Regions from separate parts of the Mus musculus genome. Here regions 1, 2 and 4 are each linked to region 3. A link is a loop called in an ENCODE intact Hi-C map of the cell type or tissue named here. Cell type or tissue: heart. All regions are shown on one strand. Region 1 holds the start of Lncpint (long non-protein coding RNA, Trp53 induced transcript). Region 2 holds the start of Mkln1 (muskelin 1, intracellular mediator containing kelch motifs). Region 3 overlaps 2210408F21Rik (RIKEN cDNA 2210408F21 gene). Region 4 holds the start of LOC115490343 (a long non-coding RNA gene).

The links. Peaks named below come from ENCODE experiments on the same cell type or tissue, not always from the same donor. Only the 100,000 strongest peaks of a DNase experiment are listed, where the experiment ranks them.
Region 1: it touches region 3 in a loop (4-fold over the local background); 12 of 42 quality-filtered maps call a loop at or near these places.
Region 2: it touches region 3 in a loop (2.5-fold over the local background); 6 of 42 quality-filtered maps call a loop at or near these places.
Region 4: it touches region 3 in a loop (1.9-fold over the local background); 7 of 42 quality-filtered maps call a loop at or near these places.

What each region holds. Positions count from the first base shown.
Region 1 is chr6:31,212,950-31,220,949 of GRCm38, reverse strand. Lncpint (long non-protein coding RNA, Trp53 induced transcript) reads left to right here and starts at 2,476. Exons shown (of 4, transcript NR_110471.1): 1 at 2,476-2,876. It overlaps 2210408F21Rik (RIKEN cDNA 2210408F21 gene), which reads right to left and starts at 599. Exons shown (of 6, transcript NR_040262.1): 1 at 431-599. In heart, CTCF peaks have their summits at 4,424 and 7,514; DNase peaks (open chromatin) are centred at 589, 2,529, 4,109, 4,419 and 3 weaker places; H3K4me3 peaks cover 4,380 bases; H3K27ac peaks cover 3,257 bases; H3K27me3 peaks cover 4,431 bases.
Region 2 is chr6:31,395,121-31,403,120 of GRCm38, reverse strand. It overlaps Mkln1 (muskelin 1, intracellular mediator containing kelch motifs), which reads right to left and starts at 4,293. Exons shown (of 18, transcript NM_013791.2): 1 at 4,167-4,293. The coding sequence starts at 4,264. Mkln1os (muskelin 1, intracellular mediator containing kelch motifs, opposite strand) reads left to right here and starts at 4,348. Exons shown (of 3, transcript NR_040300.1): 1 at 4,348-4,506; 2 at 7,327-7,423. In heart, a CTCF peak has its summit at 4,323; DNase peaks (open chromatin) are centred at 3,330 and 4,320; H3K4me3 peaks cover 2,413 bases; H3K27ac peaks cover 2,286 bases.
Region 3 is chr6:31,318,240-31,326,239 of GRCm38, reverse strand. All of the region lies in intron 2 of 2210408F21Rik (RIKEN cDNA 2210408F21 gene), which reads right to left. Among named protein-coding and RNA genes, the nearest start is that of Mkln1os, 77 kb to the left of the region's middle. In heart, CTCF peaks have their summits at 4,097 and 7,447; DNase peaks (open chromatin) are centred at 4,139, 4,969 and 7,529; H3K4me3 peaks cover 666 bases; H3K27ac peaks cover 526 bases.
Region 4 is chr6:31,366,012-31,374,011 of GRCm38, reverse strand. It overlaps Mkln1os (muskelin 1, intracellular mediator containing kelch motifs, opposite strand), which reads left to right. Exons shown (of 3, transcript NR_040300.1): 3 at 6,420-7,127. LOC115490343 (a long non-coding RNA gene) reads right to left here and starts at 5,208. Exons shown (of 2, transcript XR_003956274.1): 1 at 1,518-5,208. In heart, CTCF peaks have their summits at 455 (motif pointing right), 3,917 (motif pointing right) and 5,274 (motif pointing left); DNase peaks (open chromatin) are centred at 1,171, 2,661, 3,081 and 3,391; H3K27ac peaks cover 1,547 bases.

The DNA of each region.
Region 1 (8,000 bases), 110 kb after region 3:
GCCAAGAGCGTTATTTTTGTGGCTAAAGTGGGGTTGGGCCAGTTTCCCAGCCTTTCCCCTAGATTTGAAGAAGACAACCCAGAAAGTCCAGAAAGGCTAGAGGAACCTGGGGTGTGTTGGCCTTTTCATTTCAAGGGTGTCCTACAGCGCCAGGGCTGCTGGGATTAAGTTCCTGCAACCGTGAATCATTGCCTTTAGATGGGTCCTGAGTTCGGGATCTACAACTCCACCCACCGTGTGGCTAAGGACAACTGTCATTAGGCAAATAGTTCTTGCTGCTACTGGCAGACCAACTCTTCTATAGCCTGGGCTCCTATTAGTCGGACACTTGACTCCTTGGGGCTCGGGTAGCTCCTAGCGGTCCCGCCGTCCCACCTAACCCCCCTGCGCGCTCCCTTCCCAAGGCGACCACCTGCGCCTCCCCACTTACCCTCTGCCCCGCGGGGAGGGCCCCTCAGGGTAGCAGAACCCTCCCTGCTCCCAGGCGGCTCAGGGGGAGCTCGGTGTTTGCCTCCAGCCCTTCGCTACCGAGGATCAGGTTCCTCCCCTCCTCCCCCTCCAGCTCCGGCCGCCGCCGCCGCCTCCTTCTTGCATGACACAGCAGAACCGCAGCTGCAGCAGCAAGTCCAAACCATCCGCCCAGGAAGCGCCGCAACCAGGGCTTGGGAGGAGCGGATGGGGCAAGGCAGGGGTCTAACCCAGGGGTAGTCTTGGACCCACTTTCCACCATAAACTCCCTCTTTGCCCAGGGCAAGCCGACAAAATGTGGTTCAAGCTGACCAGGCCGAGCCGTGGAGGAATGCTGGGGTTCGCCCGCAGAAGGGATGGGACCAGAGAGGAGGGGTAAAGGAGACCCCAGTAAAGGGCAGGCCATTTCAGGTGAAGAAAGGTAAGAGGAATCTGTGAAGTCAAGGGCCAGGCTGTGGAGGAGATTAAAGGAGGTCAAAGAGAGGTAAGGGGGTAAGGTTGCTGAGAAGAGAACCAGCTGCTTCTTCCTGCTGCTGCTGCTGCTGGTGGTGGTGGGGTTAAGTATTTGGGAAGGCCTGAGCTGGGTACATAAGCAAAGAGCCTGAGCTGGGCGGTCCAGGCAAAAGAGGGTTAAAAGGATGAAAGAATTAGACTTGAGGTTAGAAGGCCATAAGGATGGGTGTTAGAATTAGAGGGAGACCTAATGCATTCATAAGTGATGGAGAGAGACGGATAATCAAGGCCAGGCCGGAATGTTGGTCCTCTCCCATCCCACTCCTCAGTTACTGAGTTAGTGTTTTCTTATCCTTTTTCCACAATTCTGCCAACCCCGTTTTCCTTATAAAGACGGAAAAGTGTGAACCAACAGAAAAATAGCAATTTAATCATAGATTTTACTTATAGGATGTTTTTCCATGGTACATAAAAATGTAGAGACAGAGAATTGCGATTCGAAGTAGACCCCCCCCCCCACACACCTTGCACACACATACATTGCAAGTCATTAAGACTAAGGACTTCAAACTTAGTTTCCATACATCACTAGACACGAATAAGCCTTTAAACGCTAATACTTAAGTTAAATGCTAGCAGTGGGGACAGAATTGGTGGTTTGGAATATCAGGAAAATGCACGTTTGCGCTCTGTCCACACACACGCATATATATGTATATATAATTTCTAGTGTGTAGCATGCACAGTATGATTAAGGGATAAGCATGTTTCCCTGATCATCTTATTTCCAACCAAGCACGCATTTTATGGCAGTCATCTTGTCACCATTTGGAAGAATGTGGTCAGAAAAGTAGTGCCCAAACTGCCACTTTGGTTTTGTCTGTACCTTACAGGTCATGGCTTCATACCTCACTTCCTGACACAAACAAGTTTTTACTGTTGTCAGCAACAAAGCCCTAATATAGCCGCGGAAGAGAAAAACTGCCTTGCATTTTGCCTCTTGAGAGCATCATCAACAGTTACCGGAGGAATGTAATTCCAGAAAGCTCCGAAACTGGTAGTGATGGTAATTATGGACCAAATGCCCGGTTCTGGTTGTTATTTTCTGGGCATTTCTGTTCTACCAACGATCTGCGAGTGAGCTCACTGAGAGGGCAAATCTGGCTTTTCTTTTTGACTTTGTAAAATTTAATCAGGCCTGATAGGGAACTCACAGCTCTTGGGGGAAAATAAAGTAGGAACCACGAAATGTCATTTTAACAGAGCGTGGGCTTGGTGACTGCAGGAAAGGATTTAAGGACGCTCCTGTTCCGCTTGCTGTGTAATGAGCACTGGCTCCACGCACGCACCGACGCCATAGCTCCCGGATGCAGTGGCTCCCTTATCTGGGCTTTCGCAGCGCCACAAGCCCCTTCGGGATGCTTCGAGGGGCTCCTGGTGGGTGGTGGTACAAATGCTGCCGCCGCCGCCGCCGGCGGTCCTGCTGCTGTTGTTGCTGCTGCAGTCACGTGGGAGCCCCTTTAAGTTTCCATAGAGAGGCCTCTCCGGTGTCACATGATGGACATGATATAATGAAACAACATTGTGGAGAGGAAAGCATTAGGGGAGCCCACGGCTACAAAACAAGTGAGAAGAGGTGGGAGAAAGAGAAACTACGCCACCTCCTCTGCAGCCGAGCGCACGCAGCAGCCTGGCGTGACAAGTGGGCGACGCCAGGGACAGAGAGTGGGGGTCCTCCGCCCGCTCCGGGGACCCTGTCGCCCACCGTGGTGCGCTGAGCAACTTTTAGCCGGCAGCCCCGCACCTGTCTCAGAGTCCCCATCGCTCCCCACCAACCATCATGGGAAAATTCTAGAAGAATACGCTCTCGGAATCTACGTGCGCATCATTTTCCTCCTCACTCCAGAGGAAGGAACCAGAAAAGAGAGCAAAGCGGTGTAGTGTTCAGCCTCAAGGTAAGTTCTTTAGGGTGGGGAAAACGGGTCCAGCAGGACTTGGGGACAGGATTTGGTGCTCAACTCCCACCTTGGGGGTGGAAAAAGCGTCCCCGCACTCTCGGTGAGGCAGATGGGTTGGCGCGTCATCTGTGCTATTTTCCCGGTGGACTCTCTTGACGTCCACCCTCGCAGTCCCCGGGGCCCCCTTACGGTCCCCCACAAGGGGCCTGAGGCAGCGGGCCAGGATGCTCGGCGGGTGAGCGAAGGAAGGTAGGGTTGCTGCGTGAAACGGGCATGTCGGAGCTATTTCGCCATGTTTGTGTTGCTAAGAGCACTTTTTTTTCCCCTTTGCGGTGGCTTGATGCCACATGGCTCCTCCGGAGCTGCTGCCGGGTTGAGAGCGAGTGGTTTTTTTTTTTTTTTTCAATGTCCGCATTCCAGCTAATGTTGCGCAGATAAAATTCAAACTTGAGGTAAACAGACGAAGAGGAGGAGGAGGAGGGGAGGGACCGGCGGGGGGGGGTTGGGGGGGGGGAGGGAGGACTGTTTCCATTTCGAGATCCCACCTCTTCACTCAGAGGAGACCAACATCCCGAACCTAGAGGCAACTCATGCATGGCTCCCACGCCCCCCCACCTCGGCCGTCAACAAGAAGTAAGGGCTGGGGGCGAGCGGTTGGGAGGGACGCGACGTTTTGGTTCTAGGGGGAAGGTGGGGGGAGAGGCAGCCCCTGGGAAGCCGGAGCTTTGACTTCGGCTATTATTTTGGCGGAGGGAAGCAGGATGCGTCCTCTTGCTCTGGAGATGGGGGGTTGTATGTCCCCCCTCTCTATCACTACCTAATCGTGTTGCCTCACTCCCCCCCACCACAGGTTGCCCCCACAGGCGGGATGGGTGGGGCTTTGAGGTTCCAGAAGGCAGGTTACCTAGCAGGTGTGTAGGGTGGGCATTTGGATTTGGTAAGTCGCTTGGATTTGGTAGGAGACCATGGGGGAGGCAAAGCGAGTGCGTAGGTAGAGCTAAGTCTAACGCTTATGTATGGGGGGGGTTGCTTTTAAAACCAAGAGAAAAATCAAGACAGGTCCCCCCCCCCCAATATGTCTGTTTCAGCTCGCAGCGAAGCTGCTGCGTGAGTGTCGAGGACGAGGGCGAGCTTCGTCATGTGGCACACACTGTAGGCTTCTGACAGCTTGGAGCTATCTACCCCCTCCCGCGCGCGCCCGGGGCGGAAGGTGTGGGTTGGGTGGTCCGAGGCGGGTGACGTCCGAGGCGGGGTGGGGACAAGACTCCGGAGCGCCTGGGTCCGCAGCCACGGCTTGCTCGGCACGGCGTGTCAGGGAGGAGGCGGCCACGTGAGGGGTCCGCGGCAGCTCGCGAGCTGAAGGCTGGGGGCGAAGTGCGTAGCAAGAGTCGTGACGGGGGTGACACGCAGCCGCCGTGGCCCTTTGCTCACTGCCCACGCAGAGCCGCGCCGCGGGTGGGTGCGCACTCACGCGCCCGCTCCCGGGAGACCGTTTCCGGCTCAGGGCTCGAGCCCGGGCGGTAAACAGGGTGGTGCCCTCTGCCCTCCCGCCCCCGGCCGGGCGGAGGCGCGCGATCGTGGCGGACGAGCTGCGGTGGCGAGAGCGCGCGCGAGCGGGCGAGCGCGCGTCCCCGCCCGTCCCGCCTCCTCTGTTTTTGTTTTGATGGAGCCCGCGTGCAGCTGGCGCGTGTCGAGTCACGTGCCGCGGCCGCGAGGTGGCTGGGCGCCGGCGACCGGGACACGGGGGAGGGTCGCAGACCCTGAACAGTTCGAAAACTACCGCGAGGTACAGTCTTGTGGGGCTGGTCGCAGTTGTTCCCCTGGAGCAGTATTTGGGTTCGTCGTCACAGCATCCCTGCCAGTCGGCTGTCCCCCCCACCCCATCCCCTCCGGGCCGGAGACTCAACAGAGGGATCGAGCAGACCGTCCTCCCAGGTGTGTTATGTTATATCAGTGGACACAGAAGTACCTACATCTAGCTCTTCATCCAGGCTGCACGGTGTAATCAACCCCAGAGCTTTAGAATTAATCCCGATACCCACTCTCATAGCTAGGGAACTGAAATCCAAATAGAGTCTGGACTGAGGGCCATTTTCTTCACCTCCTTCTTCTCCAGTAATTGTGACGCAGTAAGAATAAAAACTGATAGGTAGCCAGCTTGGTAGGCTAGATGTTGAGTCATCTGTATTTACGCATCGAAGAATGAAAAATAGCCCCAATAGTTAACATGTCGGTCTCTCACTAAATGGGGCCTCTATGTGCCAGACAGGATGACTGCGCAAACATGGCGACAACCTGGAGGAGTAACAGTTTTTACTTTTGGGGGAATGGAAGTACAGGAGGTTCTGGCAGAGGTGGAGCTTGAGGACTCCCTGACGGGAGCTCATGGGAGCAGGCCCCAGAGTTCATATTTGAAACCATTACTCCGGGTTGCTTGAGAGACCTTTCACCTTTGCGAACAGTTTAGGAATAGTGCATACTAGCCCGAGGGCCCGAATTTCTGTACATGGATTTCTGTTGTTACAGCTTTATCTGGAAAGGTTCCCTTGTTTGAAAGGAGAACCACCTTTTGGTAAATTCACTAGTGCCTTCAGGCTACTGATTCTAGTATTTACTGTGGGGGGGGGGGATTTTAGCAATTTGAAGTTAACAGGTGGATCCCCTCATACATAGTATCTTCATGCTCGTTGTCATTTAACATACGTGTAAACTGAAGAAGAGTCCAGAGGGTGCGTCTGTGTTCCATCTATGCTCAATAAGTAAGGACGACATGATGGGCCATAGTTTGGATGTGGACAAAGTGCCCCCATTGGGTACAGTGTCTGAGAAGTTCTGTCGTGAAAATTTTGGAGGAAGCACACACACTGGATTATAGAAGCTTTGCCTTTTTTTTTTTTTTTAAACAAACGTCCCTTATTCCTCCTTGGTTTTGTTTCTCATGTGATCTTGATGGGAACCTTAAGATGTGGGGGTTCCGGTACTTGTTTGGAAAATGTGGTTGTTGATACCTTCGGGTGATACCAAATAACACATTAAACTCAAGTTTCTCTCCAGAGTTCTAATTCTAACAATCTTGTGACTATTTGCATTATCATTGTTGTCTTCTGTGGCCTAAAGAGCTCTGAATATGCATACTAATGACTGCCACCAAATAGCATTCGCTGCACAGTGGGCACAGGTAAGTATATTTGAGACCAGGGTTTAAAGGTTAGTGTTCACATTCCTTGCAGTTTGGTGAGCCGACGATCTTGAAGACCCACCCAGGCCAGCACATCATAAATGTGAACGTTGCTGGTCTGGAATAATTAATTGTCCAGCCACATGCTGTGCTCTTCCCGTCGATCCTGGTGCCCTCACCACAAGTGACACCTTTTTCTTAAGCATTGTCAGGCTGTTTAGGTACTGGTGGGCTCAACTTTCCTAATGCTGCGACACCTTAATATAGTTCCTCATGCTGTGACCCCTAACCATAAAATTATTTTCATTTCTATGGCATAACTGTAATTTTGCTGTTATGAAATGCAATATGTGTCTATGTTTATCAATGGTTTTAGCCTACCCCTGTGAAAGGGTGATCCCCAAAAGGGTTGAGGTCCCCAGGTTAAGAACCGAGGGCTTGGGGGGTTCTCGAATAGCTCTGTTAAGATGGCCTTTCTGCTTCTTGGTTACCTCCTCTTCTTGAAGAACTTGTTCTTAAAAACCTTATTTATATATGTGGTGTTTGGTCTGCATATGCACATCTGCACACCAGAAGAGAGCATCAGATCCCATGGGGCTGTAGTTAAAGACAGTTGTTAGCTACCATGTAGGTGCTGGGAATTGAACTCAGGGCCTCGGGAAGAGTTGCTGGTGCTCTTAACTGCTGAGCCATCTCTCCAGCCCCACCTTTTTAAAAAATGTCCTGTAGCCTTTCGCACATCCTTGGCTCATTTTGTCAGACACAGATCATCATACTGTATTTGTCACAAAAAACCAAACCAAACCAAAACAACTGCTCTTCAACGTTAGGAATGATTTAAAAAAGTAAAAAGTATATCAGTGGTACACACCAGCACTAAGTTCTTTCCATTGGTCACCATTGAATTCTCTTTGCCTCCCTCACCCACATTCATTCGGAAGCACCCTTCCCACATCTGGTCCGAGTGGTAAGGTGAAGAGCACACACCCTTTGGTGAGAGATACAGATTATGGCCCCACTAATGCTTGTTTGCGAAACAATAACAACCAATGTTTTTCATTTGTTTTCCAGTTCTTTTTTTTTTTTTTTTTTTTTTTGGCTGAGTGGATACTGCGTTTTCTTACTGATAACACACTGGGCAAGTAGCTCCCTCCCGTTGCCACTTCCCCCTTATTTGGAAAGAAATGATGGGCATTACCAGCGGCTGTGCTTTTTTTTTTAAAGCACAAATGCTTGGTCAGATATCATTACACTGTAATTTTCAGATGGGGTATACAGAGCTACGTGAGAGCCCCTCAGCCCTGTGAGGCTTTCTGAGATGAAGATGAGATTTTTTTTTTAATCTTTTGATTTGCAGTATGTTACGAGATTGGGGACCTCAAGCCTCTTCATGTTAAAAGGTGGCTTGTGTGACGCAGAAACTGAAGTTGGAGTTGCTGCAAATGTGGGTAGATAGCCACTAGTGGCTCCTTAAGGGACAGCATGGAGGGCTTGCTTCTCTTAGAGTCTAAACATGGAACAAGCAGACATTGGAGCGAAGGCAGTGTACCTTTAAAAGAGAAGTCTTGTTGATTCTAGGGCATTGGCACGAGTGCTTCTCATTTCTAGATCCTAGGTACTTGCTGGTGACACTTTTTTTTTTCTGACCTGAATGAGGCCTTCAGCTAGAGAACATCTGTGTTATTACATAAGCTGGTCTTATACTGTATGTGGTCTCATGGTCTCCCTTTCAGGAGCAGAGTGAAGAAGTTGAGGATAGCTATAATGATGAGTAATTATTTACAAATGGAGGGGAGTAATTGGAGCATAAACCAAACGACTGCCTCACAAGCTGAATAAGGTGGTGTTTTGTTTTGTGTTTTAGTGTGCTGTAAGGAGACAGGCAGGATGTATCTTGCTGACGGATACGTCTCCGGTGCTTAGCACAGTGCTTCGCATCAGAA
Region 2 (8,000 bases), 77 kb before region 3:
CTTTCAAAGGCCCAATTTACTAGAATGATAAAGCTGTAAGTCTGTATACATCTAGTAATGACTTCAAAACATACAGTTCTTAAAGAACTAAAAGGAAAAATTCAGATTCATAACCACAGAATTACCGAGGTACACCTCTCTGTTATAAAAGAGAGAGAGAGAGAGAGAAAGAAAGAAAATATTAACAACCAATAAAACCAGGGATGTAGCTCAATGAAAGAGGACTTGCCTAGCACACACAGGGACAAGTGATGCTGGTTAGCTGGAGCTAAGAAATTAGCGGTGATTAAGAAAAGACCAGCATCAGTGAGTGAAATCTTCTGGGAAGTAATTTCTGAGAGAACAAAGAAGCTGTGTTCCAGAGACAGCCAAGGAAGAATCTCATGTTGGTGGCCAGACTGTGTAAGAGTCACCCTAGACCCTAGATTGAAGACATGAAGGGGTCATGAGAGCAGCTGAGGCTTGGCACCATGAAGAGAGCCTATGAGAGGCTAGTTGTTAAAGTGTAGTCTAGTTGCAGCAAGACCCCAGCAGTTTTGGAGATGCCAGTACCATGGGATGTCCACCAAGATCAACAAGAGCAATGGAGCGGAGGTAGATGAGCCTAGAAGCCAAGCTGTGTGCTACAGAGTGCAGAGCTGGAGAAGTGACCCAAGCAAATCCTGTCTGTAAGCACAGAGCAGCCATATCACACAGTGAAGCAGCTCACGGAGCTTGTGAAGGGAAGTCAGAAAGCCCGGGACCAGAGTCCTCTCTCCAATGCTCTTAGACCCCAGACCTAAACTAGTTAACCTCTCTAAATCTTCCATTCCCTAGCTGTAAAATATAATATCACACTCATACTGGAGTTGGGGCGAATACTAAACATATCTAATTGCACAGAACAATCTGAGAACAGAAGACACTTAATAATTGCTTGTTATTGGTGGAGTTGTTTTAAAATAAGAACGTGTAAGAGGCCCCTGGAAAGCTGTATGCTGTGGGCAAGTCCATACATATTGACCTCAGCTTCCTCAGCTGCAGAACATAGGAAGCTCACTGCACACTGAGCTTAAGAATAAAAACACTATATGAACAAAGCAGCTCAGGAACACCAAACACCCAACAAACTATCACCAGCATCGCTATAACCTACAACAATAAACAGTCAAGAATACAGATCAATGATTTATAAAATGGTTTTACATGTAGTATGTTATCATATCATGTGTCACTTACATGTACCTCTCTTAATTCCAAAATTAGGAATACATTTCAGAAGAAAAAGTAAAATAAAGGAAGATCCATTTAAACACACTGAAAAATAAAAGGCCAATGTGTTAGCATTAAACTTAAAAAAAAAAGTGTGATCTTTAACTAGACCTGTTTTAACATTTTAAGGTCCAAATAGTTTTTTTTGCATTAGAAAAAAAATAGAAGTCCTAGAAAGAAATCTGAGATTGAAATCCTTTTCATGACTTCATGGGGGTGGGAGGGAGGGTTCTAGCCATATGTAGTATATATGCACCTATGTGTACAGAGATAACTGTGTTTGTGCACCCGAGAGGCCAGAGGAGGACCCAGGGTAGCCTACTCTATCACTCTCTGCCTTGTTCCTTTTCTCGCTGAACCTAGAAGCTGGTACCCAGTTAGCCCCAGGGATCCTCCCGTCTCTACCCCACCAAGAGCAATGGGGTCACAAGTGCACCATACAAGACTGAAGACTGTCTATGTTAGCATTTGAACTCAGGTCCTCAAGCTTGTTCACAAACTCTCTCCAGCCGGTATGTGTCTATAAACAACTTAACACAAGCGCCTTTAACAGAATCCCCTCTAATCTCTACAAACCCTCAGACAAAAGCAGTCAAGAAAGCACACTGGGTGGAGAACTGTGGAGCAGGTCCTCTGGATTCAGCTCTGTCCTCACCTAGGTGGATGACCAGAGGCAAATTTGAACCTCTCATCCCTGTTTGCTCATCTGGAAAATGGAGATCTGAGGTCACAGGTGACAACACAGATCTCACAGCCCAGGCTGGCCTTACTTTACTATGTCGCCCAGGATGCCTTACACTTGTCATTCTCCTGCTTCTGCTTCCTAAGGGCTTGCATTACAGGCATCTCCATCCAGGCCCAACACCATGCCCAGTTTTTTGGGATTCTTTAGAAGACTGTTAAGGTTTAAATGAGCTAAAACACTTGAAGTATTCATAAAGATTAGCATGTGAAAGGCATAAGTAATTGCCATTTTTTGTAATTATTACCATCACCCCAAAATGCCTAGATTTCTATCAATAAATATTTGTTCTTTGCTGAACAATTTCAACAAATAGCTGGCTAGACCTTAAAAAAAAATCACACCTGCTTGAGACATTTCATAATACCTTCCACTGTTTCACCCCATTAGAGGTCATTTTAGGGGGCGGGGAAACCAATCTCTTTCTTAAACTTCCTGTCATACAAAGACGTATACTTGCTAACCTAAGTTCAGAACCAAGAATTTTACAACTAAGGCAGACACACACCAGCCTGCCTAACAAAGTTCTCAAACCCAAGCTTCCTAATGCTCATCTGCACTCCTTCACTCCGGACTGCTTAACTCTAAAGGGCTTTAAAATTAAAACTATACTATATGTTTGAAATGTCTTTGTGGTTAAACAAGATACACTAAGTGCAAGTACTAAGTGCAAATAAACTGTTTTCTCTGTGGCCTTAAGGAAGCTATAGCAATGGCTTCTTCCAGCTGCAGTCCAACTGGAACAGCAGGTGCTGTCCCCACTCCAAACTGGAGGCTGACTAAAACCACTATCCCACCAGATCAAGACTCCTTTTAGAAATGCCTCTCTCCTTAACATGCCCATACAACAGGTAATGCAACTGGGATTTGGGCTATCCCAGTCTCATGCCTACACCAGAAGGTAAAGCGATGGCAGACAACCTAAAGTGTAAGTTATCTAACCAAAGACCTGGGGGTGGAAAAAGTCATTCGAGGTAGTTAGTGACACACCACCAACTCTCTAACCTAGACACAAAAAAAAATGTTATCTTCAGATTCAAAGGAGTCAGTCAAAACAAACAACCTTAAAAAGGCCTCCAAAACAAACAACCACACACACACCTCCAAAAGAAAAAACTACCAAAAAAAAACAAAAACAAAAAACAAAAAAACAGAGGTTTACAGAATGAACAGCCACAAGTCCACTTCAAATGAAGGTCGGTGCTTATCCAGCTCACCCTCAAATTAAAAGCTGGGTTCCAATATCAATCAGAGATGTGGCCATGTACCAGCTATCAACAGGCCACAACCGGCCAGATCAGACCACAGGTCAGCCTTCATTGGGCGGGAGCTACAAGGCTTCAGTGCCAACCCTTGACCTGGTGACTAGGAGGAGGGCAGGTGGGCAGTCCGCGGAGGCTGACTCTTCACCCGCAGCTTCAACTTCCAGAGTCCTGACCGACTGGACTCGAGAAATCCAATCTGAACAAACGGGAGGAATTTTAAAAATACGAATGGAACACACTCCCTGTTCAGGACACTCCGGAGATGTAGCAATTTTATTCGAATAGCAACGGAAAACTGCACCCGTTCCTCGTTGTGTTCCTAAGGCCATTTCTGCTGACTTGGTGGTGCCCTCGGGCAAGCCGCACGCCCCCAGACCTGCCCTCCTTCCCTATCTTTTTCAGAACTTCCAGCCCCCCCCCCCGTCCAAAAAAAGCCAAGACACCCCTCTGCCAGTCCTCCAAGTTCTCGCCAGGGTGCGGATGGACTCCCCAACTTCTCTCGCCACTCGTGCAGAGCTAAGCACTTTTACTGCGGGCTCAGGAACTCCGGCGCTGTCCGAGCCGTCCGGGAAGGACCGGGCCCCCGTCGTCGCCCTGACCACCTCCGACGGCGGGGGAGGCTCGCCCGCGGCCCGGGCCCGGAGCCCCGCTCCGCTCCGCCTCACCTCCCGCTGCGCAAGCCCGCCTCGCCGCCGCCACCCGGAGCTCGCTCCCGGGCCCTCAGCCCGGCCTCGGCCCGCCAGGCCGGAGCACTCGGCCGCCGCACTGAGAAGCTCCGGAGGCCGCGCGTTCCCCGTCACAGGCCCCGCCTGGGCCTCTCTCGGCTCCGCTCCCCACACCGCACGCTCTGGCGGGCCGCGCTCTCACCGAGCGGCTCCGACAGCTCGAGCGCGGGGCCCCGCACTTACTCGGGAAGGTAGGTGGAGGAGAAGGAGCTCCACTTATGCAGCGCGTAGGGCAGAAGCCGGCACTCCGGCGCCACAGCAACAGCCCCGCCAGCCGCCATCTTGTCAGCACCGTAGCGGCCACCACCGAGCGCCAGCCCCGCCAGGAGGAGGGCGGGGACGGGGCCTGCTCTTAAAGGGGCCGCGCCGGGAACCCGACCGCGCAGGGCCGGCACTGGCTGCTTGGAGGCCGCTTCCTCGGGTTTCCCACGCTGTCCTTTCCTAGCTGACCCTCCCAGGGAGGCTTTCCTTTCCTGTGAGGCTGGCAGAGGAGTGGCACAGAGGACTTTTCATACAAGCTCAGGTAAAGACAAAGCCAAGGACATTTTGAAAAAAAAAAAAAAAAGAAAGAAACGTCTCCTAGAATAGGAAGGGAAAATTCGATGAGCTTGGGAAGGGAATATCTTTCCATCTTTCCTACTTTGGAAACCACTGCTCTAGCCTGTTTATAAATCCTCTCCGGAAACAGAGGTGAGGAGAATTGAAGTGCAATAATAACGTATGGCCTTTGTCTCTGCAGTTGACCTGGGGTAAAAATGTCCTTGTCACCGTGTTCAAGGGTCAGGTGGAGGCAAGATAAAGGAACAGCTAGTGTGTTCTGCTATCAGTCTGTAAACATTTCTTGTCGGCCTCTCTTACTAATATTCTGATGGCATCGTTGTACCCAGAAATGACATTCGCCCACATACCAGGAAGATGCTCAGAGTTGGAAAGTTGTGTGCCATCATTTGTCTCCGGCATTAAATCTGCTTGCTTTGAATTTTAACATAAATTTAGCCCAAATGTTTGGAAAGAGAGAGATGTTTGAGAAAAGATCGCGTCTTCTTCAGAAGGAATAATGAGTACACCCCACCCACCTCCAACATACATACTGTTCATGAAGCCTGACAGCAGGCATCATTCCAGCTTTTTATCACAAAAGGAACATCTGGCCTAAATAGGTGGCAAAGTTAGATAATGCTCCTGTCTAGTACCTGTTTGTCAGGGTTATAAATATGCCCTTGCTTACCTAGCGGCATCACCCAAAATCGTGTCACTCCCTGCCTAAGAGGTTGGACTCCTGGAAGTTTGGATTGCATCATTGTGTCAACCAGAGGATATTAAAAACTCAAGCAAAGAGTATCTCAATAAATGATCCAATAGTTTTACTCTTTTTGATTATGATCGTTAACCGGCCCATCAAATCTCTCCAATTCTTTATTGGCTTCGTTTCCATTGGTGAAATTTTAGCAGTAGCCTCTACTATGATACCACTAGCAATGTCAGCTAGACCACAAGTATACTCAGTGTTTAAGACTTTGTTGGGAATGAGTATGAGCCCTGAGGTAATGACCCCTGAGGTATTGACCCCTGAGGTAATGACCCCTGAGGTAATGACCCCTGAGGTAATGCTCTAACCCCACTGACTTCAGTTAGATAACTGCCTACCATGGAGGAAGTTAGTTACAGAGAAATTATCTTGGAGGGAAAGATTGTCTTCTAAAAGGGAGAAGATAAGATGGGGATTCACTCCAGTTAGAGGACCCACAATTTGCTAATTCCTCTTCTTTTTGGATCTTAGTAAGTCATTGTTGTTGTTGTTGTTATTGTTGTTGTTGTTTTTCTTCCAGGCAGAGAATTGTATAGTTCCTGATCAACTATATAATGTGAAAAACAGATATAAACCAATTCTTCTTATTGAGATTGTAATTCAATTACAGTATTTCTCCCATCCCTTTCCTTCCTCCAAACCTTCTATATAGCTGTCCCTACTATTCAAATTTATGGCCCCTTTTTCATTAATTGTTATTGCATATATGTACTTGTATATAAATATTTATTCTCCAGTATAACCGGTTGAGTCCGTATAATGTTACCTGAGTTACGTTTTCAGGTGTGACTGTTTGGCACTGGACATTGGCATGACCATTGGCATGACCTCCTCCTTCCCTGGGGAGGCCACTCTCCAGCTCCCAGCTTTACTCGGTGCTTCTCCTCACCTCACCCGCCATGCAGCTTTAAACCAACTCTTCTCAAGTGTTAGACTTTCCTGCAGTTGTTTGTTTGTTTGAGAGGGGAGAGCTGTCATGGTTGTTGTTTTCAAGACAGAATCTTACTTCGTAAACCTAACTGGCCTCGAATTTGCAGAGTACTTCTTACCTCTGCTTCTCTTGAGGACGGGGGTCACCATGCTCAGCTCCTCTGTGGCTTTCTCTTCCCTTCCATTATCAATGGCTTACCAGTGAGCTCTTCAATGAGTGTTCAGCCTCTCTCCTTTTCCTGCTTCCCTACACATGCGTGCGCGAACACACACACACCCTTCCGCACCAGCACTCTATTCCATGACACTAACCACGCATTCCAAATTGCTACTTCCGTGGTGCATATCCTCTCTGCCCTCAAGACATGGTCTCTTCCTAGCCTGGAACACCTCCCACCCCACATTCTACCCTGCTTGTTTTTCAGATCATTTTATCTCAGGAGATCTTACCCCATCACCTACGTTATGGTCACTTGACACTTTCTTCATTTCCCTTAACCCCCGGACTCCCCTCCCTTAGTTTAACAATCACCACACTGTGTTTCTAGTTCTTTTGTGTTTCTCTGTCCTGAAAAGATAACTCCCATTGTGGTAGGAGCCACGCATATCCGGTTCCCAGTCATATCTATGGTTTGTAGTCTCAATGGAGTGTAGCCTAGTACATAGTAGATGCTCAGTGAGTGCTCACTGAGGAAGAAATAAATTGTGCTGAGTTTCAGATAGAGGCTGGGGTACTACATAGGAAAACTGAGTGTCACACACTGTAAATGTCCCTAAGACATGAGCACAGTGTGAGGCCACTCACCATAAGGAGAGCACGGTTTTCTTGTGACACAAATAGGTGCTCCTGTGTTAACAGAAATACAAACAGGTGTGTTGATACTCAGCCCAAAATTTGTAGAAATGTTAAAATAAAATTGGAGACTCAGGAACCTGCAGACTCCTCAGGAGATCCCTGACAAATCAGACTTCTAGGGGTCCATCTTTACCCTCCTCCGCCTTGGAGCATGACTGTGGGTGATGGGATTGTATCCAGAGATGCACATGAGAGGCCTGGGAACAGACAGCAGCCAGACAGTCACCCTGTACCATTGTACTTCACAGAGGGGGTCTATAAAACCATCATGGAGCCGGAGGATCAACAGTGTGATGGCAGCACACAGCCCCAGTGAGCCAGTCTTCTTGTCCCCCAGAGGCCCGTGTGAGTACTTCTCCCAGAGGGTCGCTATCTTAGGGGTTTTCAGGTTTCTCTCTCTCTCTCTCCCTCCCCCCCCCCCCAGAGGAAGACTTATCAAGGAAAGCTCTGATGCCCCAGGCATTCCCGGATGCTAGGGAGACCAGGGTGAGCAGCAGAGCCAGACAAGGCTGCACTTCATAAAGCTACCATGTTCTGTTCGGCCAACACATATATAAGTCATCTAGATAGTCGTACATGCTAAAAAGAGATTAGTCTAGAGTAATTCTTAAATTGACCAGGTTCCCTAAAAAAAAAGGTAATATTTGAGCTAATGCCTATATGTGATGAGGAAGAGCCAACCACTATAAAAGACTGGTTTTGAAAAATTCCAGGCCTTTAAAGCATCATTGACTGATGCAATGCTTTAGCCAAAGAGCCCCAGCTCTCGGTGGTACACGCAGACCCTCGTTGGTTCAAAAGCCCATCCTGTTTGATCCTAATTCTTCCAAAATGAGTTGATATTTGGGAATAAATTTAATAAACTATGAGGTACTATTCAAATATCAAATGTAGCCAAGTAATAGTAATAAAGACCCTGAGA
Region 3 (8,000 bases):
TTAGATAGCTCTTCAACTACTTGACAACGCCTCCTCCTACCTCTCCCATAAAAATCCCTCTGGGCTCCAGGGTAAGTAGTCTTATGCCCTTCAACTCTTCTAAGATTGTCACCACTGGAACTCTGATCACTGCTCTGCACTCCCCTGTACACACTCGGGGCCGTCACTGTTCCCTGTTCAACCAGTACTCATGGTTCTCATCCTCTTGGAATGGACTGACCCTCCCATGGTGGGCCACCTGTCCCTCTCTAGGACTCTATACATTAATCAAAGCAGCTCACTGATTTTAACAATTCTAGATACAGCTATGTGGCCTGGAGATACATCTGAGCTTTCCATCTAACTTGCTATCTCTTCTCTCTACCACAGGAAGAAGTCCCCTGCCACCAATCTACACACCACTTCCCTATGCAGTCACTTCACCTCTCTTGTATGAAAAATGAGATGGCTGGGCCACATGATGACTGAGGTTTGTTTTTCACTCAGAAATCCTTTGTGTGCAGAACAGGAGATTCTGGGAGAATGCACAGGCTCTCATGTAGGATCTCTCACCCCTGTAGCAATGGGAGTGTAAATCTCCCTAGAAACAACAACCTTGGCAAACAACATGAAAAACGAAAGGTAGGCTTTCTCAGCCTCAGCCGTATTAAACCGCTACCCACTGACGTCTGGATACTGCGATCTGTCAGACGTATACACTAGAGACAATGGACCACTGGTATAAAGTCAGGAAGAACACAGCACCTGCTAACAGTGATGAAGCACAGGAGAAACTGGGGTGTGGCTCTTAGAAAGGTAGTTCTGGGGAATATACTGCCCACACTTTTGAAACTCAAGGAATAACGAGCATATAGTGGGATTTCAAACTACTGAAAGCTTAGATGGGTGCATCACCAATTTCTTCTTCTCATTTTACACATGGCATAAGCATACCCACTTCCAAAGACCCTCAACTACTGGGTCAAAAGTGCTGTTTGCTGGGGGCATGAGATCATGTCTGTATATCTCTTGCCCTTGGACATGTTCTTATAAAGCAGACATCTTGCTTGCTTTTAGCTGATTAATTTTTCTTGCTGGCTGTTTCTGCTGGCTAGCCCTCCCCACCACCGCACCCACTCTTCTGAGGCTAGGTCCACTTCCCACCTCAGAACACGATTCTGCACATTATTATTTGACCTCCTTTGAAAAGCTCATTGCCAGCTTTCTAACCTGATCTGGGCACATTCCCCATCGGGGCCTGCATTTCCTGTGGATGATGAGTTGGTTTCCTAGGTGACAGAGGAAAGGAATAGACCTGTTAGCTTGTGGCTTCTGACTCACTCTCTGCAATGGACGTCACAGCATCCTGGCTGAATAAGTGGATGCTGATAATAAGCTTGAGCTGAAGGTAGCAGCGGGGCCCTAGTGGTTAAGACAATGGAGCGGTACCGGCTTGCCCTCCCACAAGGCAAGCCAACAGATCCCATACACTCTGGATCTGAAGGAACAAACAGCAAATGCCAGGCCTCTGAGCCCAGTCCTTTATAAATTCACAGTGGAATTCTGTTCTGCAATGATCTCTGTACCGTTTGCTTTTCTGGGACATGGAAGAGACAGGATTCTCTAACGAAATGGCCCATGAAGGCCAAAAGGAGAGGTAGCAACAAACCAAATACTCAAATTCAGTTTACTGAGATGACAGCTGTCTTTATATTTTTCACAGTTGTTCCCAAAGGGGTAAATAAACCCACAATGGCCCAATCAGTCACTAGAGACCACAATGAAAAATGACAGATTCATCTTCAGAAAAGTTAGAGTTCATGAAACTTAGAGACAAGGACACATGCACACACACACACACACACACACACACACACACAAGCTTACATTTTAACTCCTTTTTCTGTCAACTCATCCCAACAGTGCACAAGTCAATGAAATCTGTGTGGAACCAAAAACCTGAAGCGTTCCTTTGTTCTTCAAGTCCCAGTCAGAACAGGCTCAATGGATTCTTAAAATTCTTGAATCCCTTAGATGACCAGCAAAGCTAAAGTTCCTTACAGGCGATAAAGCATCTTGTTTTTTCTCAGGGGCCTTGAGGGGTACTTTAAATAGCACGAGCAAGCATCTGAATGAATTAGACAGCAAATGTAGGTTAGCTTTATTTAGACAAATAAAGAAGCAGAGAAAGTTGTCTGGTTCAAGGGCAGTGCAGCCTGACATGACAGCATTTCTCAGAGGAGGGGAAGCTGCTTTGGGAGAGAGAGGTATTTTGGGCAAAGAGCAAAGTTCCTTTGTAATCTCTGGGGACAGAGATGCTACACTCTTCAGCACACAAGAGCAAGATTTAAGAATGGTCAGCTAGTCACTGAAGGGAAGAGCTATAGATTTGCAATGTAAAATGGGGCATAGCATGTCTGAGTTCACCTTTTCCTGTTCCTAGGGGACATCACCAGAAAAAGATAAGTTTCTTGGAACATAAGCTGGGCCAGGGAGCACCTTCAGCCTCTGGGAAGCAAGGCTTCAGATCTGCAGCAATGGCCCCTAGTTCCCACACGGGGTTAGTTACAGTCTCCCTGGGAGACCAAAACATGATGCTGCTCGAGTCTGTTCTGCAGAATGGCATGCTATGTGCACACATCCTATGCACATCTTCCTGCATATTTTAATCCTCTTTAGATACCCTGTAATACCTCACATCATATCAAAGTCGTATAACTGTTGTGATGCTAGACTTTCCAGAAATACTCAGAAAATAATTCATGAATGTTCAGGATAAACGCAACACCTCCCCACCGCCCCCCACTGATGCCACCGCCACCAATATCTTGTTGGTGGTTGAATCCGAGGATTAAGGATCCATGGATACTGTGGACCAAGTAAACATCCAGATGGAGGGCCTCTGGAGATACATAAGCAATGGCGTGGGGACATTCATGCATTCACAATAAGTAAGTGCTTGAGGAAACAAGTCAATAAATAGGCTTGGATTTTTCCTGTGCCTTTCCTCTTCACCCTTTTCTCTCTGAGATTATTCTCTGGTATGGTTGCTCCTTTATACATGTGTTACGGAAGGTAGTAGCTTTAGGAAATAAAAAGTTAGCATTCTGGTTGTGTTGTCTGTGCCAGGATGTTTAAGTCATCTTCCCTCGAGTCTCTGCTGCTTTCGTCTCAGTCCGCAAAAGTCAAATGTGCTTTACAGCTCAGTAGCTACCCCCAGTAGTAATTTTAAAATGGAAGAGACATTAGATTCACTTATTTGTATCAATTATAATTCTAAATAACTAATAATTTTGAGAAAACCAATTTCTTCTCCAGACACTTATGAAAAAAAAAATCTTGGAAAAAAAAATCCTAGCAAACAAACAAACTCTAAACCAAACGTTTAGCAACTTAGTTTACTTTTTAGTTTATTAGTTTAAGTTATTCATGGATGTGGGGCAAGAGCACTGTACAAGAGAGCACTTGAGGCCGTGGAGGACTGAGGCAGTGGAGCCTCTGATGCGGGTGTTGCAGATGGTTGTGCTGCATCCTGTGGGTGCTGGGGAGGGTCCTTGACGGGAACAGCACTTAGGTAACCACTGCTAAACCACTGCCGTTTCTCCAGCCAGTGATTTTTGCTTGTTTGTTTGTTTGTTTTCTTTTTCTTGTTCTGCTCTTTAGAGAACACAGGTTCAGTTCCCAGGACCTACTTGGTCTTACAACAGTCTATAACTCCATTTCCAGGGGCTCAACACCCTCTTCTGGTTTCTGAGGGCACCAGGTACACACATCCATAGTGTATGTAAATTCACACAGGCAAAGCGCTTATATACATAAGATAAAAACCAACCAAACAAACACCATCAAACGTATCACTTCTGGAAACCATGAATCTTTACAGACTGCCAAAGTCGTGTCACAGTGAAGGTGACATAACCCTGTTATGTTACGCTCCAAGTTGGGTATCCACACATACTTTTTCATTCCATGCATTTCTTCTTTTAATAGCTATCAATGGAACACCCTCCACATGCAGAGAAAACAAGGGTCCCTTAGAACTCGCCTTCGTCCTCACTGTCCGCTCTTTTCTGCCTGCTTGGCTCCTCTCCACCCTGTCCACCCAAACGCCTCTCCAGTTACTCCTGCTGGTCCTACAGCACAGGCTAAAAATGTATCCAGCGGGGAAGTACTGTTTGCACCGTAGCCAAAGTCCACTTAACTCACCTCCTTTCGCTGCCAAAATCTCAACATCCTTTTAACTCTTTGAGACCCTGGCAAATGGGCGAATCATCAGAGGCCACTCCGGTTCTAGGATCGTGACAGACTGCTAATAGGTAGGACTATATTTCTGAAGTAACATACTCAGAAGGCTTTTCTGAGGCCCAGATATCAAGTATATTCAAAAGCTATCTCAACCTTTTACAAGACTGTCTTACCTAAAGTCAATTCCTAGAACATTGTCACATGTGCAGTTACCAGAATCTAATCAGAAGGAAACTTAACTATTCACTTCCTTTTAGTAAAGAGACTAACATTTTTACTTGAACCAAAATGATGAATGTAGTGACACACGTGGGAGTGGGGTCTCTCTCTTGCTCTGATGTCATCAGTCACATTACTATAGTTAGCATATGTGTGTTAGAACTTCTCAGTGTGTGCTAATAATGAGGTTCGGTGATGCAATTTCATAACCTGTTTTTAATATTTCTAAGTTCTGCAGAATAAAACATTTACATAGAGGGACAGAGCTAAGTTGTAATCAGTTGCTGATACAAAAACAAACAAAATATTGTGTACGTAACTGTTAAACTAATGACGATCTCCCATCTCTGTCCTTCTGTGGTCTTCATGCTTGCTCGGCCAAATATGATTTCAGTAATTTCATGTCACTATAAAGAAGAAAGAATTGTAACAGTGTGTGCCCCGGCAAAGTCAGACTCACACTTTTTATTTTTGTTTTGTGACATTTGTGTCTCTTCAGCATGGCCCTGGCAGTCTTCCTCTCATGATGCAACTTCCTGCCCTGTTTTTGTTTTGGCCAGGGAATGTTTCAGGCTCCCCTTCTCGAAACAGTTTGCCTGTGAGGTGCCTAGCTGCCACTTTGTTTTTTGTAGCTCCATTTCTGCTCTCTGTGGCAACCTCTACACAAAAATATCTAGTATGCCATCCAAATGCACACTCACTCATAGGCTCTCAAACACACACAGACACAGACACACACACACTCACACACAGACACACACACAGACACACACCACACACACACACACACCACACACACACACACACACACACCACACACAGCCTAGACTCTGCCATCCTCACCCTGGGACTCACACCACTCCAGCTGCTTGTTGGCTCTGTGGAAGAAAGCAGTGGCTTCTAATGTCAGTTCTAATGTCAGAGTGGGTGCTAGGAAAGCTATAAACACTTAGGGATCTTGGGCCAAGAAGAAGCTGGCCACACAGGTTAGAGATGATAGAGATAAAGGCTTCAAGCTGTCTGTCAGGAGAAGAACAGAAGAAACTGGACTTGGGTTCCTTCACCTGGAGAGCTATTGTCTATCTCCTGACAGACATGCACTGGCTCCCCAAGGCTCAGCTCACCCCTCTTTGGAACTTTGCCTAAGACACCACTGTCTCTGACTCGGCCTCCTGCAGTCCTGGCTTAGACATTTTCTCTTCCTTCTGCCAACAAGTTGTTAGATTGAAATGTTTAGAAGCACAGACATTGGCTGTTTCCACTTTAACCTTAGTAGCCGCTACACAGTGAGTGTCAACGTGTACTCAAAGCATGAGCAGGATCTGTGTCCCCCTCTCATGAGAAAAAGTGACTGACTTTGGTGAAGGAGAGAGACAGGGGTATCCTCATTGGCATCCCTTCTAAGATAGACAGAGAGGAGCTGATCTCACACCAGGGGCTAAAGGTAAGAGCAAATTAGCAACACATAGAGCTGACTGGTGCCTGAGCATCCTCACCCATGTCTTCTAGTGACTAATAAGTAAGTCCAGTGCTACCCATAAGAGTAGTCAGGCATGATGGTACACACCTTTGACCCCAGCACTGGGGAAACAGAGGCAGGCTGTGAGTTCACTATGAGTTCAAAGTCAACCTGGACTGAATATCAAGCTCAGGCCAGCCAAGGCTACACAGGTGAGACCCTGCCTCAGACAAACAAACAAACAAATAGATAGATAGAGAAATAATAAAAAATAAAAAGAGGAGTCTCTTGAAACCTTGCAAGATCCAGTCAGAAGCAGCAGTAGCTGTACAGAGGAAGGTCGCCTCAGCAAATGGAAATGCATCTGATAGCCCTTAAATCGATGGGTGAGATCCACATCTCAGAGAATAATGTTCAATATTTAAGTTCTCTGAGTATAAAGAGAAGGTAAGGGTGAGAGGGAACGGTGTCCTCCTCCTCCTCTTCTTGCTTTTTATCACATTAAAATCTCATTAACTCTCTTTACAAAGGTAAACCCTGGTCCTCATGGTGGATTTGTGGGAAGGGTTTCTGGAGGTGAGCACATGTCCCAGAGCCTGAAAACTTGGAGTGTGTGAACCTGTCATGGTAGATAGAGATGTCTTTCATGTCCTACTTCCAAGCCTTGTCCACCTACTTCTTGTAACAAGCCACCATGGCTGTGGAGATGTACTATCTTCATAGCATAATTCTGGACCAGATGGCCACCACCCTCCACACAGACCTAGATGTCCAGGCTAGCAGACTGCTTACAGAGTTTGCCAACCCACGGGTCTGGGGGACTGCTCACTTTGGCCAGGCCTTCCTGTTGGCAGTACATTAGAGCTGTAACCGGCCTTTTACAGTGGACTCTGGGGCAACAGGACTTCAAGCCTGGGATGCCAGCTCCTCACTGCGTAAAGGGCTCAGTTCTTTACTGGAAAGATCCCAGTTTAATTTGCACGGATACCATAAATGGTTTTATTGTCTTTCCTTTTCCACATGGAGAAAGTAGAGGTTGCAAGAATCAGAATTAGGAAGGAGTCCTGCTCCAAAACGACGCAGAACTAAGATTTGAACCTGTCTGTTTGATACTCCCAAGAGCTATTTCCTGTTTGCTTATTTGTCTGGATTTTTTGTTTGTTTGTTACAAGCATGTGTCACCAAAGCCCAACTCCAAGAGCTTTTAAGAGACAGACAGCTTTTTAGCAGGACTGGAAAACAAAGACTGAATGTTGGTCAAGGAGTGTAGCTCAGTGGTGTGATACTTAGCATGTGTAAGGTCCTGAGTTGGATCTCCAGTCCCCTAAAAGATTGGATATTATTTGGACACTGTGGGTCACATCTGACACTGGACAGTGTGGGAGGGATGGGAAATGATCCTTCATTCAGAGGACGACTTACCAAGGTTGAGAAGTCGACACATATTTGCTGGCTGAAGGACACCATGAAACAGGGTTTGGGGAAAAGGGCTTCAAGAGGACCGGAGGAAGGGTCCACTTAGCTTGCAGGGAACCCAGGGGACACGGGGAGGCAGCTCTGAGCTGTGTCGGGAGCAAGCCCAGGTGCTGGGACGCTGCAGAGAAGGGAGTGTTATACTGCAGGGTTGGAAGGGTTCAAACCAGTTCAGCCGAGTTCAGCTTAGGGCTGGGAGAGTTGAAGGTGAAGGGGGAGGTGCGAGGGGCGGAGCCAGATCACAGAAGCTTCCGCAGAAGCGTCCGAAGTAGAAATGGGGACTTACTGGGAGGCTTTTGAGTAGAGAAGTCAAGGATCCCATTAAATCCTTGATTAAAGCACCCCCCCCCCAAGTATTGCTGAATCCATCCTGACTCCTGAACACAAAGCTCACAAAACAGAAAGATGTAGGAAGTCAGACAAAACCCTGACAAAGACACATAAGTCTGCTTACTTCTGAGGAAAGACAGCCAAGTCCAACCACCTTCCCTCTTCCTCAGCCAGGAATGGCTCCATTCTCCTAACTGGAGGTCATTCACCAAAAAACCAAAAAACAAACAACAACAACAAAAAACAAAACAAAACAAAACAAAACAAAAACCCTAGGGCAACAAATTCAATCCCT
Region 4 (8,000 bases), 48 kb before region 3:
CATGTTTAAAAACCTTTAGTAACTTCTCATCCTTCTAAATCTACTCTTTGATGATGCTGGGACAATAACTGTTGACCCAGCTGGGCCCCTTTAAGGGACAGGGTGTGAAATAAAACTAGAGGGCATCAGCACTGAACTAAATGGCACATGGAAGGCCGGGAATGGTGGCACACGCCTTTAATCCCAGCACTTGGGAGGCAGAGGCAGGCGAATTTCTGAGTTCAAGGTCAGCCTGGTCTACAGAGTGAGTTCCAGCACAGCCAGGACTATACAGAGAAACCCTCGAAAAACCAAATAAATAAATAAATAAATAAATAAATAAATAAATAAATGGCACATGGAAGATGACAGCCACGGTCAACGGTGGCAGACACCAGGGCGGCAGCAGATGGCATGGGTGGAAGAATGAAATAAAATATAAAATAAAATAAGAAGCACCATGGAGCAAGGCCAGCAGAGGTAAGAGTCATGACAGCAAGACACCAGCAGGATATAGAAACAGCACTTCATGCTGTTTCAGCATAGCTTGTGGTCCCCTGAGTTTAGCTCTGTTGAAACAATGGCATTGCCTCTTGAGATTTTTATCAGCCCAGATCATGGCAGGAACCTGAAGTCATAATCAACTGAGGCTTTGAAAATCAGGTGGTTAGGACATATCTACAGGGCATAGGCAGAGTTATGGGTAGTTAGGGTGCTAGGCACTAGCAGAATCGTGTTAGTAGAAGCCAGGGATGAAGAGAAAAGGGAACAGAGTCCCAGAAAGAACAGGAAGTATGGCAGAACATGGCTATCACTGCTAGTGATCATGAGAGCACCCTGCTAAAGACGGGAGCCTCACTGCCTCTTCCTCCTCCTCTCTGAGATTTACTAATGTCTCCCATTCGAAAGCCCAAGGGTTAGCCAGAGGACAAAGGAAGCCAGGTGACATAGCATGGGGGTAACAGATTATCAACTACAGCCCAGGGCAGAGAAGAATATAGTCTTCCCTGTCCCCTAGTAAATGTGCACAGCCTGATTCCAGAACCCAATGGTACTTACTGCATTCCATGGCAAAAGTCGTGATTTCAGTTGAGGGTCATGAGAGGGGAGGCTTAGCCCACAATCTGGGTGGGACCTTAGTTCAGTCACACACATTCCTACAGGGAGTAGCAGGGGGAGGTTTACAACGTTGGAGGAGTCCATGTGACCACAGAAACAGATTAGACTGGAGTGGCCAGGAACCAAAGAAAGCCTGAGGCTATCACTAACTGGAAGAAACAGGAGACCGATTATCCCTGCCCCCTCCAAGCCTCAAGAGACTTTGACCCTGCCCAAACCTTCATTTTAGACTGGTGGCCTCTAGAACTGGAAGAAAAATAAAATTCTGTTGTTTTAAGTCAGCCAGTTTGTGCTAATTTGTTACAGCAGTCACAAGAAACCAACAGAGGCCAAATGGACACCAAACAGCACAGAATCTATCCACCTCAAACGGCACAGTGATGGCCACACTCCTGCTGGCTGGACACTCTTTGACCTACCTTTTATATTCCATTTGGAAGTTCTGCTGGGACCATTCACACACCTCACATCACGGCTCCCAAATCACAGCTGCCTTCATGTGCAAATGTCTTTTCTTTCAGAGAGGAGGATAACCTTCTTCAGAGCCGTCTCTCACACCTTGGGAACCCTCAACACTCCTCACATACTTCTTTAAGCAGAGTGATTGGTAAATGAAAAGGAAAACTTCCAATTGCCCATCTGTAAATGGAAAATAACAACCACTAACTTGCCTCTCGGAGGTAATGGTGGCAATGTTTCCTGAAAACAGTTCCTGTACCTGTAGCAGAAGTGATCTATCTGAAACACATTCCTACTAGAACAATTCCTTAGGAAAGAAATTACATTTCATTTTAGCAAACCCTGTATTCTACATTGAACTGAAACGGCCAGCATTTCACCCTAAGGAAGAAGAGGCCAGGGCTAATTGAGAAACAGAGGCAGGGATAGAGGGGGTATGCAATGGTAGACTACTTGTTTAGTGTGTTTGAATTCCTGAGTGTGGACAGGAATACCTGTCCACAGCACTGAAAAAAAAATCAGCAAGCACGCAGTCAAACAGACAAAATAAACACTTGAGACAGAAATACAAGTGCCAAGAAACCTTGACTCATATGATAAACACCTATTAAGGAACTATGATGCTAAAATACAGTCTATAGATGCTGAGGAAAAGCAATAAGGCATAATCCCAAATAAGCAATTATAACAAAATATGATGTTATATATGCTTGTGTGCATGTGTGTGTATACATTTGTGTGTATATGTATATGTATGCAGAAGGATGTCGGGGGTCTTCCTCAATCCCTTTCCACCATGTAGTACTGAAAAGGAGGGAGGGAGAGAGAGAAAGAGAGAGACAGAGAGACAGACAGACAGACAGAGAGAGGAGAGAGAGGGTCTAGAGAAAGGAGGGGGGTCTTCCTGAGACCCCCCCTCCACAGCTCCAATGTATGCCTTTTGTAAGAGTGAAGTGCTAGGGGATCAGAAAGAAGGGAATGGCTGACTCTAGAGACAGGAGTCTCACTCCCAAGGAGCCACTTTGAAGCTAGTGTTTTAGGATTTCACCAGGCAGAGGCAAAGTCTGGAACATTCCAAGACCAAAAGAAACAAGGGCTTGTGCAGCTGCCAGCGAACCACACCCTACTCAGTCCTATTGTATCCGCAAAGGTCTATTTTTACCGCTGTCCTCACAGCCACTTTTTAAGACAAAAGGAGAATGTGGACTAAGTCCCTTCTTTGCAATCTGGTATTTTATAGATCAAAGAAAGGAGACTCTGAAGAGGGAATGTGAAGGATGACTTCTGGTGAATCCAGAATTCTTCCAAGGAGTAGAAACTCGGGCTCTTCCCTTTCCTGGTTTCTTGAAGATTGAAGAGAGGCTGCCTTAGTGTGGCAGTAGCCAGTCCTTCCGAGCTCAGAAGGAAACAGGGGGAATGAGGACATCTCAAGCAGAGTCATTGCTTTGTGACAAACGCGCCTTGGCCAGGATGGAGGGCCCGGCTGCTTCCCCTCTGCTGACCTTTAGATCTCTCTACCGACAGCAGGCACCACCCAGCCTCTCTTCCAGTTGAGTCCTGCTAGGCCTCTGAGACCAGAGCTCGCTGCTTGTGAGTGGGAGGGAAAAACCTCTCGGGAAAGCAGCCAGGACAGAAGAAAGGTCAGCAGACACAGGGGGCGCTGGGGTCTCTGACCTCTCTGTGGAGCATCCATAGGGAAGTGGGAAACTAGAACCCCAACCTCCAGGTCCGCATCCCTGGTCTTTGTTTTCCCAGGAAGCTTCTACCTTGTAGACCCTGCCAGAAGGCCCGCGGCATTTTCATGAAGCAGCAATAACAAGGACAGAGCGTTCTAGCCTGCCGGAGCCTGCTGGCTGGTCACTCTTTCCACTGCCTTTTGTTTTCACGCATCGTTCCTCTCACTTGCGTCTCAGATTCCTCTGGGCTTTGAAAAAGCCACACAGTGACACCGCCCAGCAGGCTGCCAGGCGGCTCTAAAGGGTACCCTGTCCTAAGCATCGAGAAAGGGACCAACCACCTCCTGTCAGTGTAACTGGCAAAGGTAGGGCTTTAAGTTCCACCCTATGGACTGGCAAATCACATCCTGCTGTCTTTCAAATGCATCTCCAGTGCTGGGTGGGTGTGGTGGTCCATAATTCTAGCTCTTGAATGGCTGAGGCAGGAGGATTGCAATTTCTATATCACCTTGTCTCAAAAACAAAACAAAACCAACAACAAAACAAACAAAACCCCAACCAAACAAAAATATGTATCTGCAAGGTTTGCAGACCTTTCTTGATGATCTAAGCACAGCCAACATAGATGTGTCTGTAGGCAGTTCAGTATGAACTCTCTCATGGTTCATGTGCTAGCACTTGGTGCCAGCTGGTGGCGCTGTTTTGGAAGATTGTCAAACTGTGTGGCAGGAGCTATAACTGGCAGAGGTGAGTCTTTGAGGGTGGAGTTTTGAAGGTTAAAACCCAGCCCCCTTTCCTATTAAGCTCTCTGCTTCCTGGCCAGCCAGAATGTGAATAATCTGCCAAAGCCCAACCAACAGCAATGCCACGGTCTCCCTTCCATAACGGGCCATAGTGCCTGAAACCATGAACCAGCGTAAATCTCCCCTCCCTTAAACGGACACTGTCAGGCATGTAGTCACAGTGACATACAGTTAACTAACACCCACGTGTCAATGCGTTAGGCTGTTGTACATACACACATGTGGGGGAGAGAGGATCTCCACCCATCAAACATCTGAAACCTGTTTCCAATTTTCCTCTTAAGCTATGCTATTAGAATCTATGAGAGCCCCAGGTAGATGTTTATTTCCTAATAATTACATGTATTCATGTAGCGGATGTGGGCCTTAGCACAGGTGTGGTGATTAGAGGACAACATGAGGAAGTCTTCTCTCACTGTGTGGGTCTGGGACATGGAACTCAGGGTGTCAGGCTCACCAGCAAGGTTCTTTGCCCACTAAGCAATCTCTCCAGCCTGATGACTTTACAGACTTGGTGGCATTGGTTCTCAGCGTGGAGCAAGAGACACTCTCATAAATCATTGATGAGAGAGGGGGAAAAATATGGTTAAGCTACTACTGTGCAGAATAGCCTCTAAAGCAACCTGGTAAAGTCAAAGGTACATATCAATTTGGGGCAATTTCCATCCTAATCTATACCCCAGACAGACTCCCATATGTGTCTCAGGAGACATACTCAAGGATGTGGGTGGCACGAAGAACTGAAATCTAAAAAAAAAAAAAAACAAACAAAAATAACCACCACCACCAAAACTATTGACATAATGAATTTCTACTTCTGGGAGCCTAGAGTGGAAAACAGTCATACAGCAGGATAGTATTATTTTGGTACTCCATGGTATAATATTAACATGTTCTTAAGAACAGATTAGTTCTATTAGTGTCACATGCATAAATCTCAAAGGCATCATGGTGAGAAAAGGGGCTGTAGAAAAATATGTATACTGCTTATATGCATGCTTAACACTGCAAGCTAATATTCTGTGTAGTTAAAAGTATCTTTAAAAGATCAGTTACTTCTGGAAAAGCTGAGATGCAAACGACTTTGGAAACCAGATACTTAGTTTATTTAAAAAACATTAAGAGCTGAAGAGATGGCTCAGCACTTAAGAGCTCTGGCTGCTCTTCCAGAAGACCTGGGTTCAACTCCCAGCAACCACAAGGTGGCTCACAACCATCTATAATGGGATCTGATGCCCTCTTCTGGCATTCAGGTATATTCAAATAGAGCACTCAAGATTCATAAGTAAATCAATTTTTAAAAAATTTAAAAGGTCAGGAGTTGGGGCACACACCTTTCATCATAGCATTTGGGAAGCAGAAGCAAGCAGATTTCTGTCCAAAAACAAAAACAAAAAACCCTCATAAATCCTGGATAATGGATATATATCCTGCAAGTGACTCAGAGAAACATGGCCAGAATAGCAAAAGGTTCTTATACAGTTCATAAACTTCTTACTTATGAACAATAAGCATCTGTTTTATGTAGTGGCCATCTCCATAAACATGTACACCAACGAACCCTGTTAGAAATGTGTGCTTTCAATAGTGGAGAAGCCATAGAGGTTCACTCACGATGCCCTCCAGGTGCCCTTGTGACCTTCTGGACGCGAGACTATCCTGAAAAGAATCAGAGGTACAGTGGGGTGAGGATCGATGCCGAGCCACATGTGGATATAATTATAACCATACCCCAGAAATTCCCAACTCGGGCAGAAAATGAGATCAAAATGCTAATGCAGTTGTCCTTCTGTGACCCAGCACCTGGGAGCATGACACAGCAGCTCTGCAACGGGAGACTGGCATCTAGATTTTAAAGGGCTTTCCAAGAAATTCTGATGACCAGCCAGGTTTGAGAAACAGCAGCCATCTCTGGTTATATTCTACCAGTTTTCAAAGAAATTGGGCAGGTGCAAGTAGAGCGAGGAAACAAGAGGAGAAAAAGGAGGCAGACAGGAAGGAAGGCGCGCAGGCGGGGAGCAAGCCTTTGACTCTTCCCCTCCCCCTCCAGGCTTCTCCATCCCTGAAGCGTCTTTTCAGAATTCCAACTTTCTGTAACATGCATTTAGCAGTTACCAACTTCCTTGTTTGCTCCTAACATGACTTCCGCGTATCCGTAAGTTTAACCTATGTCATAAGCATCTTAGAACAGCCTTGCTTTTTCTTTAGTGTCTAACACAGTGCCTCAGGGAGGAAGCAGTAACGAACCATAATTAATAACACATCAAGTTCAGAAGTGTGTTAAGGTAAAAAAATAAGTGCGTAATATTGACTGTGTTTTTATAAGCTGACAATGACATCCAATGCAGCTCCTATCAAAATCTCAACATCTTTTCTTTTGCAGAGCTTGACTGGCTGGTTATAAAAGTCACATGGAAAGCCCAGAAGAGGCAACACAACCATGAAAAAGATCGAAGGTGGAAGACAAGTATTTCCCAGCTTCAAAACCTACAGTAATCTTCCTACGGAGACCAGCAAAGAATTGATGGTATAGGAATAAACCACATATTACGGTCAACTCCAGACAAGGCACCAAAGGAAACTTGATAGGAGAGAAAGAACTATGTTCGTTGTTGTTTGGCTTTGGTGCTGGGGTTTGAACCTCATGTGTGCTGAGTAAGCACCCTACTACTGAGCTACATCCTTGTCCCTCGGTTTTCACATTTTATTTGGACATGGGGCCTTACTAAATTATCGGTGCTGACTTTGAACTCATTCTGTAGCTTGGGTTGGCCTTGAACTTGCAGTGCTCCAGCCTCAGCCTCCCAATTAGCTGGGATTACAGGACTTGTAGCATAGGCCCAGCTAAAAATACCCTATTCAAAAAATGGTGCTGGGCCAGCCAAGTATCTATGTGCAAAAGAGTGAAGTTGACTCTCTTCAGCACCGTACTCCTCCCACCTCATCCAGGTGGATACAGTGTATGTGTATGGAGATGTCACAGTGAAACTCATTGTTTTGTACTCTAATTTAAAAATTCATAAAATACCAAGTCAAGATGAATCACTGACCTAAATGTAATAATTAAAACTACATTTCTTTTTTTTTTCTATTTTTTTTTAATACAGTGTCTTACTGTGTAGCCTAGCTGATTTGGAACTGTTATATAGAACAGATTGGCTCTGAACTTATGGCGATCCTCCTGCCTCTGCCTTCTGACTGCTAAGATTATGGTGTATGCTATAATACTTGGCAAAAAAAGAAAACCCTTAAAATTCTTCTGGAATGGAGATATAGCTCAGTGGTAGACCACGTGTCTAGGATGTGGGAAGGCCTGTGCTCAATCCACACGCAGATAAATAAATATCTCCCTAGAGGGAACAGAGGTGCAAGGGAATCTAAGCTATATCACCAAAACAAAAGTGTCAAAATTAACACTAATTGTTTTAAAAGATTTATTTATTTATTTTATGTATGTGAGTACACTGTCACTGTCTTCAGACACACCAGAGGAGGGCATTGAATCCCATTACAGATGGTTGTGAGCCACCATGTGGTTGCTGGGAACTGAATTCAGGACTTCTGGAAGAACAGTCAGTGCTCTTAACCACTGAGCCATCTCTCTAGCCTGACCAATTGGGTTTTAAATGTAAAAGCTTTTCTGTTTCACGGGCCAGTGAGACAGCTCAGTTGACCTCACTTCAGTCTTCAGAACCCAGAGTGGACAAAGAAACCTGATTCCCAAAAGTTGTCCTCTGGTCTCCATATGTGCACCATGGTGTACTCCACATGTATACTTAATAATAATAATAATAATAATAATAATAATAATAATAATAATAATAATAATAATAATGTTTGTGTTTCAAAGGACACCATCAAGAAAATAAAAGGGCAGGCTGATATCCATGGGAGGACTCCCCTTTTCTGAGGAGAAAGGGAGCACTGACTGGAGGATGAGGGGTGGGAGATGGGAGAAAGGAAC